Linked DNA regions of Homo sapiens: region 2 is linked to region 1. The links are chromatin loops, found by intact Hi-C in ENCODE. Cell type or tissue: uterus. All regions are shown on one strand. Each heading gives the region's core, and the rest is flanking DNA. Links, peaks and the distances in the headings are about the cores only. Region 1 overlaps BCAS3 (BCAS3 microtubule associated cell migration factor). Region 2 overlaps BCAS3 (BCAS3 microtubule associated cell migration factor).

Region 1 (5,374 bases), core at 249-5,248:
ACAATTAGAGGACATTTATGTGGCAGGCAGAGTCTTAGGCGTACAAGTCCCACGGGAGGTGTGGCCACTGCTATCGTGGAGAGGAGTAAAAGAGAGAGACCGAGTGCTCCCTGCAGCAGCCAGGACATCAGAGTTACAGGAGGCCAACGATTACTACATTTACTAGCTCCTCCTCCCCACACTGTGTCACAGAGGAAGAAACTGGCCCAGAGAGGGAAAGGCACTTGCCCAGGGTCACAGGTTTACCCCATTGCTTGATGAGGGCTTCAAATCCCATCGAAAAGGGGAAAAAAACACCACATTCTTCCCAATAGCGGGAGCTTGGTGCTGGGAACTGAAAGGACTCTCAGATTTGGCCTCTCCTGCCAGTGGAAAATAGCTAGGAATAGGCAATCCGACACTGAACCGAGACACAAATAGCAACACCAACAACACCACCCCTGCCGAGGCCACCGGCTGTCCCACAGTCTCGCTGGCGCAGCTGCTCCCTCTTGTCCCGAGTAGGGATGCTTGTGACCTGCTGGTGGGACTGGGCTCTCTATCTGGTGGCCCTGTGCCTCTGGGGACACTTTCTTCTCTCACCCTCAGCAATCAGGGCATTAGGCACTGGGGAGTTCCAGCTTTGCCTCCGCATCCTAGAAAGACCATGCCCTGTGGGCAGGGGAGCACTCCTGACTTCCACTTGGTCCAGCTCAGCTAGGGAGGCCCAGCGGGAAGCTGGGGGTAGAAGTCAGAGAGAAACAGACCCACCGTTCAGTATTGTGGCCTCCTCTGGGGCTTTAATCTCTTTGAGGGTAGGAAACTTGTCTCTCTTATTTTTCTCCAGCCTATTGGGGAAGAAACTGGCAGATACCGATGGAGACCCTGCCTGCCCCAACCACAGAAAGAACACGTTGGGCCACTGATGAGGTCATTAAGAGAAGACACTGAGAGAACTTTTGTAGATGCTGTAGAAGGAGGAAAACTCCAGGGCCCAATTAGATAAGGCAGAGGAAAAGCCCTAGGTTCTGGCTAAGTTGCTTGGGTGATAGCATTTGCTGAGACAGGTGCAATTTTAGGAGCACTGGGCAATCAGAGATATTACCCAGAGAAGCCTAGAGACTTTGGCAAGAGAGCCAGACCAAGCCAGAAGCTATGGCTTGCACAGATGAATCACCCTTGTGCATCTTGAGAAGGGGACCCAGGAAGTTGGAGAGGTAAGGCTTGGAGGAAAAAATTAAAAGACAAGACTGGGTCTCATGGGCGGCCACACTGGGGATCCTGGAGAGGAGAGCGATTCCTACTTTCAGGAGGCCGAAAGACTAACCCTTCCTGGGTATCTGGGGTAAATACCAGTTTGCCTGATAGAGTGGCTGTAGGAAGAGGAGAGAAGATTCTCTGGAAAGATCAAAGCAGCTTGGTGGTTGTGTGTGGTAGGGAAGCAGGGAATGTGACCTATGGGGCTATGAGCCACGATGGCCCTGTGAAGGCAGCATCTTCAGCTCACACAACCTCCGGGTTTGCTTAGGACAGGAACAGTGTGGCTAACCCAGGACCCATAAAGGAGGCTCACCTTTCACTTAGAATCAGAGAATCTCAGGTTTGGGAAAGGGACCTGAGAGGCCCACATAACACATGTAAATGTCACTTCTCCAGCTTTCTGGGGCAACACTGTCAGTTCCTATTTCCATGGCCTTGCAATGAGTTGGGCCAGTAGGATGCATCTATCTACCCCTAGGGCTGGACTGGATAAAGTTCTCTCTAAATTGCAGATTTTAAAAATATGTGGGATGCAGAAAATTCTAACCACCACCACATCTTCTGAAATGTCTGCAAAGTCAAATGTGGTCAACTACTTTCTGTAGCGAATACTGATAAATCAATTATCTGCTTTTAAAATGAGACTGACCAGAGAGTAGGGATGGCTAAAAGATAATTGGCCCGGTGTGGTGGCTCATGCATGTAATCCCAGCACTTTGGGAGGCCGAGGTGGGTGGATCACCTGAGGTCAGGAGTCTGAGATCAGCCTGGCCAACATGGTGAAACCCTGTCTCTACTAAAAATTCAAAAATTAGCTGGGCATGGTGGCGCATGCCTGTAATCCACGCTACCCAGGAGGCTGAGGCAGGAGAATCGCTGGAACATGATGGGAGGTGGAGGCTGCAGTGAGCTGAGATTGTGCCATTGCACTCTAGTCTGGGTGACAGAGTGAGACTCCATCTCAAAAAAAAAAAAAAAAAAGATAATTAACACATGGTACTGGTGCCTACAATTATTGTCATCTGATCATGTGGCAACCTGGTATGGGATGGGGCTAATATGATCCCTATTGGAAATGTAGCCTTAGATTGAAAAAGTTCCCAGCCCTCCATACTGACCCAGGCAGGAGTTCCAAGGCCCTTTGGAAGAGCTGATTCTAGAGGCAGGAGAGGGGTCCAATACACTGAGATATTTGGATTAGTTATTTGGTACATATCTGATTGACTCCAGTAAAAACAGCTCATATTTGTTGGGAGCTTACTTTTTACAGTCTTAAAATGAAAGACTTTATTAGTACACACACACACACACACACACACACACACACACACAAATAGTGCTTTTAGGTCATCTTTTGCAAAACATAGCAATCAACAAATATTTGTTATTAACTTGCTGAAACCATCCCGTGATCACTTAAAAACTGCCTAATGTTCAAAGTGTTCTTTTTATGTTAACAAGAGAAAAAGAAAGGCGCAGCCCTTTCAGTACATAAAAGTAGCTTCTGACAGAAATCTTTGGAAGAGCTTTAGTTGAACATAATCTTAAAGCCTTTTCTGCAGAGTAATTAATACATAAATGGGAAAACTCAGAGGATTTAGGTGAACAAGCTAGAGCATTGATTTTCAAAGCGCAGATTGCCATTCACCAATGTATTGTGAAATCACTTTAGTGGGTCACGAGTGCATTTTTTAAAAAATGAAATAAAATAGAAAGTACAAGATAATTCTTAGAATAATAGAAGAAAAGGAAGTACTAGAATGCACTGGCCGTAATATTGTTTTGTGAAGGGTTATAGATGTGGGTGAACTAGGTCAGGAAGTAAAATATGTATATGACAGAAGGTAAGAGGCAAAGACTGAGCCCACTATGTTATCCCCAAGAATAACTACTTCTGGCTAGGGCAGAGACTGTTAAAGAGACGGCAGGCAGGAAAAGATGAAGCCTTTTCCTATCTTTAATGCTGTCACTGTAAAGAAGAATCAGTGAGCCCGGGGCCGCAGGAAGGAACAGTCACGGGGAACAGACAGTCTCCCGGACCCTGAGAGCTGACTCTGTGAGCACTTAAGAGTCAACAGCAGGCCGGGTGCAGTGGCTCATGCCTGTAATCCCAACACTTTGGGAAGCTGAGGCAGGCAGATCACTTGAGGTCAGGAGTTTGAGACCAGCCTGGCCAACATGGTGAAACCCTGTCTCTACTAAAAATACAAAAATTAGCCGAGTGTGGTGGCATATGCCTGTAGTCCTAGCCACTTGGGAGGCTGAGGCATGAGAATTGCTTGAACCCTGGAGGCAGAGGTTGCAGTGAGCCGAGATCGTGCCACTGCACTCCAGCCTGGGTGACAGAGAAAAAAAAAAAAAAAGGAAGTTAACAGCAGCAAACAGATACTCAGATACTCCTGCAACAGAGATGCATCAAGAATACTTTAAATGGGGGCCAGGAACTGCGGTTCATGCCTGTAATCCCAGCACTTTGGGAGGCTGAGGTGGGCAGATCACTTGAGGCCAGGAGTTTGAGACCAGCCTGGCTAACATGGTGAAACTCCGTCTCTACTAAAAATACAAAAATTAGCTGGGCATGGTGGCGCACGCCTGTAGTCCTAGTCGCTCAGGAAAGGGCCCCAGGAGAGGAGGCTGAGGCATGCGATTCGCTTGAACCCATGAGGTGGAGGTTGCAGTGAGCCGAGATCGCACCACTGTACTCCAGTCTGGGTGACAGAGCAAAAAAAAAAAAAAAAAAAACAAAGAAGAAGAAGAAGTTAACAGCAGCAAACAGATACTTCCTGCAACAGAGATGCATCAAGAATACTTTAAACAGGGGCTGGGCATCGTGGTTCATGCCTGTAATCCCAGCACTTTGGGATCACTTGAGGCCAGGAGTTCGAGACCAGCCTGGCCAACATGGTGAAACCTCGTCTCTACTAAAAATACAAAAATTAGCTGGGCATGTTGGCACACGCCTATAGTCCTGGCCACTCAGGAAAGGGCCTGAGGAGAGGAGGCTGAGGCATGAGAATCGCTTGAACCCATGAGGTGGAGGTTGCAGTGAGCCGAGATCGTGCCACAGCACTCCAGTCTGGGTGACAGAGAAAAAAAAAATGTTAACAGTAGCAAACAGATACTTCCTGCAACAGAGATGCATCAAGAATACTTTAAATAGGGGCCAGGCACCATGGTTCATGCCTGTAATCCCAGCACTTTGGGAGGCTGATGCGGACAGATCACTTCAGGCCAGGAGTTCGAGACCAGCCTGGCTAACACGGTGAAACCCTGTCTCTACTAAAAAATACAAAAATTAGCCAGGCATGGTGGTGGGTATCTGAGTCCCAGTTACTCGGGAAGCTGAGGCAGGAGAATTGCTTGAACCCAGAGACGGAGGTTGCAGTGAGCCGAGATCATGCCACTGCACTCCAGCCTGGACAACAGAGCGAAACTCCGTCTCAGAAAAAAAAAAAAAAGGAATACTTTACACACGGATCTGGACCCATGCATAAGGCCTGGGCTTTTGATATCAGATGTGTGAGAGCACTAAAAAGAAAGACAAGGTGCAGCTACAGTTATTGAAAGAGTTAAAGTCGAAAGAGAAAATGTACTTAATATGTACACAGGTGTTTATTTAAAAAGCTTTTTTACTGGTATTAAGTTATATCTTTACCTAGACACAAAACAGTTGGAATAAGTCAATGTTTTGTTTACTTTAAAAATTCTATTTTTCTAGAAAAGGCAATATTGAAAGGAATGTCTGCTAAGCAGGAATTAGTCAAGTTATTTTGAGGGGGGTAACAGAGAGAGGAGGGGGCTTTGAGAGACAGCATTCCAGGCAAAAGGAAAAGTATGCACAGAAGCCTCGCGGGCAAGAGACTGCGTATGCTCGGGGACCCTCTGGGAGTTTAGCTTGGCTGGAGCTGGCCCAGGGCAGCAAGAGATGAGTCTGGAGCGAGGGCAGTGGCTGGTCTCAAAGGGCTTTGGACACCGGGATGGGGAAACTCGAGAGAAGGAAAGGGCCCGAAGAGAGGAATTCAGTTCGTAGACATGTGGATATGTCAATAGGTAGCTGAATAGATGGTTCTGGAGATCAGGAGACAAAGCCAACTTGGAAATTATTTGGAAATCATCAGTTTATGGATAGTAATTG
Region 2 (5,374 bases), core at 283-5,282, 60 kb after region 1:
CCCACAGACCTCACCAGGGACCTCTGTTCAAGTCTGCCCTCAGGTGGCTAAAAGGGAGGAGATTCCACATCAGGCCTCCCATGGCAGGGCCCTTGGCTGGCTCTGACACCGTGTCTCTGCTCTAATTACTAGGCTTCTGTCCTATCCCTGAGGTCAAGTTCCCCAATCTGGGTATTGGGCCCTTGCCTTGATGGGCTTTAGTTCTTAGGAACAACTGTGCCCTACTTACCTTGCCAACTACTACTCTCCCACCCCACCCAAATCGGTCTTGTCTCGCTGAATTCTCAAGGTGCTATTGAGGCCTCACTGCCAGTTGCCCCTGATGGTGCTACTACCCCACTGACCCAGGTCTCTACGCCGAGCCCTCTCCTAGAGTGACCTCACCTCACCGTCAATGAAGCCCTCCATGTTGCCATGAGCTGCATTTTCCTGGTCCAGGCCCCAAACACCAGGAACTGTCTGGTTCTCCCGGCTTGACTCAGCCCAGCCCTACAAAGCAGGTGTGTGGGAAAGGCTTGTTTCCCAGTAAAGGCAATACACTGCCAGTAGATGAAATAATTAAAGCATATGACCTGTTATTTAAGAAGCATGCCTTTACATTGTTTTATTCTATCATACTGTATATTGTGTGTCCTGGGTGGGCTCTGGAGGAGTCCCCTCTCTCTGGCCTTTCTACTTTGTCTCAAGCTAGTGAGGACAGCAAGAAGACGTGGAGCAGGAGTCTCTTAAAAGCTTGGCAATGAAATGCTCAAATTGATCAAATACCTAGGGCATAAGAGCTAAATATAATATGATGGATATAATATATAAGTATACTAAATTTGGATAGAAGACACTACTCTTTAGAACCCTAAACTTTTTTAAGAAAACAAAGCAGTGAACGGAATTTTTGTATATGCTACACCTATCTCAGAACTGTTGAAGCCTCCCGAACTCTAATAGTACCATCAGTGTCTGAGGTGAGAGGGAATTCTGGATCATATAGTAGCCATTTTACAGAAGGGCTGGCAATGGCTGGAGTTAGCCTCTTGCACAAATCGATCAAATACACGAGGAATTCCTTAGTGGGGAAACCGCTAAACATAAATTGCAACTGTTAATTTAATAAACCTACATGGCAGGAATTATTGTACATGACCCCGAGGAATCTAGCACAGCACATACAGTTGAGCAGATGTTTGACTAAAAAAGGAAGGAGCCACATCATTCCGAGGGCATGGATTTCTTTTCCAAAGAATTCATACCTCTTCTTTTCCTTTTATTTTATCCTCCTTCTCCTTCCCTCTCTCCCTCCCTCTAACCTTTCCTTTATTTTATCAGATACCAGCTGCAGGCCCCTCTGAGTCTGCCTAGCAGCGAAGAGGAAAGCTGTGCAGAGGGGTGCTACTGCAGGGGAGCTGTGGAAGGGACGCGGCGGCATGTGGAGGCAAATAGGAGGGCAGAGGTGCTGGGTGAGGGGCATGTCCGGGGACATCTCAGGGACCAGTACCAACAAAGGCATGGGGCATGAACATCATCTCTTCTGCTGCTCTAAGAATGACATCTTAGGCTTTCCTTAAAAAAGACGTCTCCCACATTCAGCACACATTTACTAAGTACCTGCTATATTACTATTAATATTATTATTATTGAGATGGAGTCTCACTCTATCACCCAGGCTGGAGTGCAGTGGCGTGATCCCGGCTCACTGCAGCCTCCACCTCCTGGACTCAGGTGATTCTCCTGCCACAGCCTCCTGAGTAGCTGGGATCACAGGCATGCACCACCATGCCTGGCTAATTTTGTAATTTTTAGTAGAGATGGGGGTTTCGCCATGTTGGCCAGGCTGGTTTCGAACTCCTGACCTCAGGTGATCCACCTGCCTCGACTTCCCAAAATGCTGGGATCAAAGGTGTGAGCCACCACGCCTGGCCAGCACCTGCTATAGATGGTCACTATCCTAGACACTGGAAAACACACATGAAAAGGGAAAATCCTGGTCCTAAAGAGGTTCAGTGAGATAGAGAAGTAGGTAGGTGGACAATAGAGGTGACTTTAAGATGTCAGCTGTGGGTCCCTCTGAGCCTGGCTAGGAGTAAAGAGGAAAGCTGTGCAGAGGTGTGCTACTGCAGGGGAGCCGTGGAGGGGACGCAGCGGCATGTGGAGGCAGATGGGAGGGCAGAGGTGCTGGGTGAGGGGCATGTCAGGGGACATCTCAGGGACCAGTACCAGCAAAGGCGTGGGGCATGAAACGGGGGGTCAGTCAGCCTGGTCACATTCCAGGACCCACATGGGGAAGCATCGATGGGTGAGGCTGAGGCTGTAGAGTCCTTGGGGACAGGAAGAGGCACCCCAGCATCATTGGGGTTCACTGGCCCATACCTGGGCTTTGCCATTAACCAGCGACGCTGTGCAACCTCTTCCATGGGCTTCTTTGCTCTAGGAAGCCTGAGGCGAAAGCAATGGCACCGCTGCCAGCTAGCGTCCGCTCCGAGACTGCTCTGCATGCCCTCCCGTGTCTCAGAACAGGAGTGCGTTGGCTGGGCGCGGTGGCTCACACCTGTAATCCCAGCACTTTGGGAGGCTGAGGCGGCCGGATCACCTGAGGTCAGGAGTTTGAGACCATCCATCCAGGCCAACATGGTGAAACCCTGTCTCTACTAAAAATACAAAAATTAGCCGGGTGTGGTGGTGGGCGCCTATAATCCCAGCTACTTGGGAGGCTGAGACACGAGAATTGCTTTAACCTGGAGGCGGAGGCTGCAGTGAGCCGAGATCACGCCACTGCACTCCAGCCTAGGTGACAGAGCGAGAATCTGTCTCGCGAAAAAAAGAAAAAGAAAAGGGAGTGTAGGCTGAGCAGTGTGGCGTGTGGAGGAGACTGCCCCTGGAATGCTGGGGAGAGGATTCAAGGCATTTTCCAGGCACACTGTTCCTCGGATGGGTGAAGAGGAGTTCCAACATCAGACAAGCGCGGTGACTGCTAAGAGCATTCAAATTTGGAATTCCCTCTGGTGGCTGAAATCAACATTTCTCACAAAGGAAACCTGGACAAGTCCGATCTGTAAAGAGCATTATCCACTCCCTGTGTATAGTTTATTGGTCCAGAATATCAGGTTAGCAAGCTGAAGTAATTAAACATCAAGCCAGCTGTTTTAGGCAATTAGGTAACATTTTTCATTTAGGAGACCACACAACAGAGGGGAGAGAATAGGGAGATAAGACCTGTGTTTTGATTTACTAAAGTCTCTGCTGCAGATAAAGCCCAGCTTTTTGGAACCCTTCAGGCAATTACTATTTCAGGCTTGGCAAGCACTTGAGTCTGAAAGTAACTATTGGGCTTGTCTTGGCAAGACTCAAAGTCACTGTAGCTGTAAGGTTGTCCCAGGCAGCGGTGGAGGGGAAAGTCAGTGGCAAGAGGAAGCCAGGAACTGTAGAGTCATTAGGAGGGCTGTTGCAGGCTTAGAGCTCAAAGGAGGCCAAATTCAGTTCTCCCACAACATGTTCTTAGAGAGGGAATGCGGTCAGATGGTGAAGGCCCAGGCCTGCTGGGCGGGATTCTGCGGTTCCCTTTCTGGCATCTGTACTTGTCAGCTCTGTGGGCACTGTTTACACTCCCTGCCTCAGTATCTTTTCCTGTAAAAGAGGAGAAGGACCGAGGGCTTTTAGGTTTGTGGGAGCAAAGGGAAGAGGTGCAAATGGCAGGCTGCTAATGGTGCCAGCTTAGTACAAAGGGAGAAGAGAATGCGGACATTACAAGATCAAAACGTGAATCTCCTCCCTGCCACGAACTGACAAGGTGACTCTGCTCAAGTCACTTCCCCAGTGTGTGCCTCGGTTTCTAAAGCATCAAACCAGGGAGCTGGACTAGGCTAGATGATCCCTAAGGCCCTTCCAGTTCTGACATTCTACTATCCTAAGATGCCAAGCAAGATAAATTGTTGGGCAGAAGGCAAGTAAGATTTTCTTTGAATGGAAAAGAGGAATGGCCTGTGTGCTGCCAGCCGGCTTCCCCCACGAGACTCTGGAGCCAGCACTAAGTATGGGGCCGGGCGAGTGGGGCTGGTGGAGGAGACAGCAGGCCCACGTGTGGTCACTGGCTCCGCGGCATTGAAACATCTCTTGCTTGAGCTCTTCCACTTAATTGGGAGCTTGCCTTTCCAGTTGTATATTTTTATCCTGTGCCCTGGAACCCAAACCATTAGCTTTGTAGCCAAAGGCTGCTTCTTGTTTAATCGTTAACTGCCTCAGCCTAGAGGAGCTGTACCCTGGCCGGAAAGTCCTCCTCCAGATGCTGTACCTCTTCAGCGAGCAGGACCCGAGGGAGGACGCCGAGCTGGACCCGAGTCCAAGCTCTGTCCTCCAGCCTTGGAAATAAATCCCCTACATTGTCTGGCCCACACAAATCCCCGTTCAGCCAGGCCTCTCCTGTGGGGTTATTCTGGTAACAAAATGCTTGAGATCAGCAATTCTTTTCTACTCTTACCCGCTCTCAGAGAGGAGCCAACTGGGCTATTCCTTAGGCTCCACTTTCTGTGTCTGAAATGTGGTTGAAAACTAATATTCCAGATGTTTCCTCATATTTTAAGTAGAACCGCAGATTAAGCTTCCTATAGGAAGGTAGTAGGGCATGGTGGAGGGAAGACAGTCTTTGGAGTAGAATCATGGTGGTGTAATCGTGGCCACACCCTTTACCAGTTATATGGCATTGAGAAAGTATTGGTTCTTTGAACCTTAGTTTCCTCTTAGAGCAAAATAACAGCATTCGCTTTCTCTACCTGGCAGTAATTGCCATGAATCCAAAGACTGTTTTGGTCATCACTATGTAGTCTAAGCCTAACACGGAGTAGATTTCTCAATCAATGCTACTGAGTCAGTGATTAAAAACCTCACGGGATTTTGAGGCGATCAACGAGGTGAAAGATGGGAAGTGTCTAACTTTGTACCTGGCACTTGGGAAGTGCTTATTCACAGGCTGGCAGTGCTTGGAGACACATTTCTTCTAACTGAGTGAGGTGGATGCTCAAAGGGGAATGCAAGTCTTCGGTTATGCCCACTTAAGTTGTGAAGAGGCCATCTTGTGGGAGAAAGGGCAGGCACTTAGAAAGCTCTTTGGTTGTAACCAGTCCTGACCCCGAGGCTACTGCTGAAGCTCACGCTCTGACAATCAGATACAGAGCCACTGATGTCCCCGATGGTGGTAGGAGGCCCTGCAGAAATACCGATGGCTTCCTGGCCTTTAGGGTCTTCCAAGGAGATTCATAAAACTAGACCAGGGCATGGAAACCAGCATCCCGAGGGCCCCTGGTACACTAGACTATTGTTCCAGGACAGAAGCAACTCAGATCAAAATGGTGAGTGGGATTTTCCTTGCATTGGCCACAATACATATGTT

What was found. Hi-C counts contacts between places; a loop is a spot of excess contacts. Peaks named below come from ENCODE experiments on the same cell type or tissue, not always from the same donor. Only the 100,000 strongest peaks of a DNase experiment are listed, where the experiment ranks them.
Region 2: a loop joins it to region 1, with 3 times the contacts of the local background. A loop is called at or near these places in 3 of 110 quality-filtered maps.

What each region holds. Positions count from the first base shown.
Region 1 is chr17:61,372,416-61,377,789 of GRCh38, reverse strand. The region is part of intron 23 of BCAS3 (BCAS3 microtubule associated cell migration factor); the gene reads right to left. Among named protein-coding and RNA genes, the nearest start is that of TBX2-AS1, 25 kb to the left of the region's middle. In uterus, for the core only: no CTCF peak of the experiment used is centred there; no DNase peak of the experiment used is centred there.
Region 2 is chr17:61,312,562-61,317,935 of GRCh38, reverse strand. All of the region lies in intron 22 of BCAS3 (BCAS3 microtubule associated cell migration factor), which reads right to left. Among named protein-coding and RNA genes, the nearest start is that of TBX2-AS1, 84 kb to the left of the region's middle. RefSeq lists an enhancer at 2,459-2,960. In uterus, for the core only: a CTCF peak has its summit at 3,048; DNase peaks (open chromatin) are centred at 2,911 and 3,385; H3K27ac peaks cover 2,854 bases.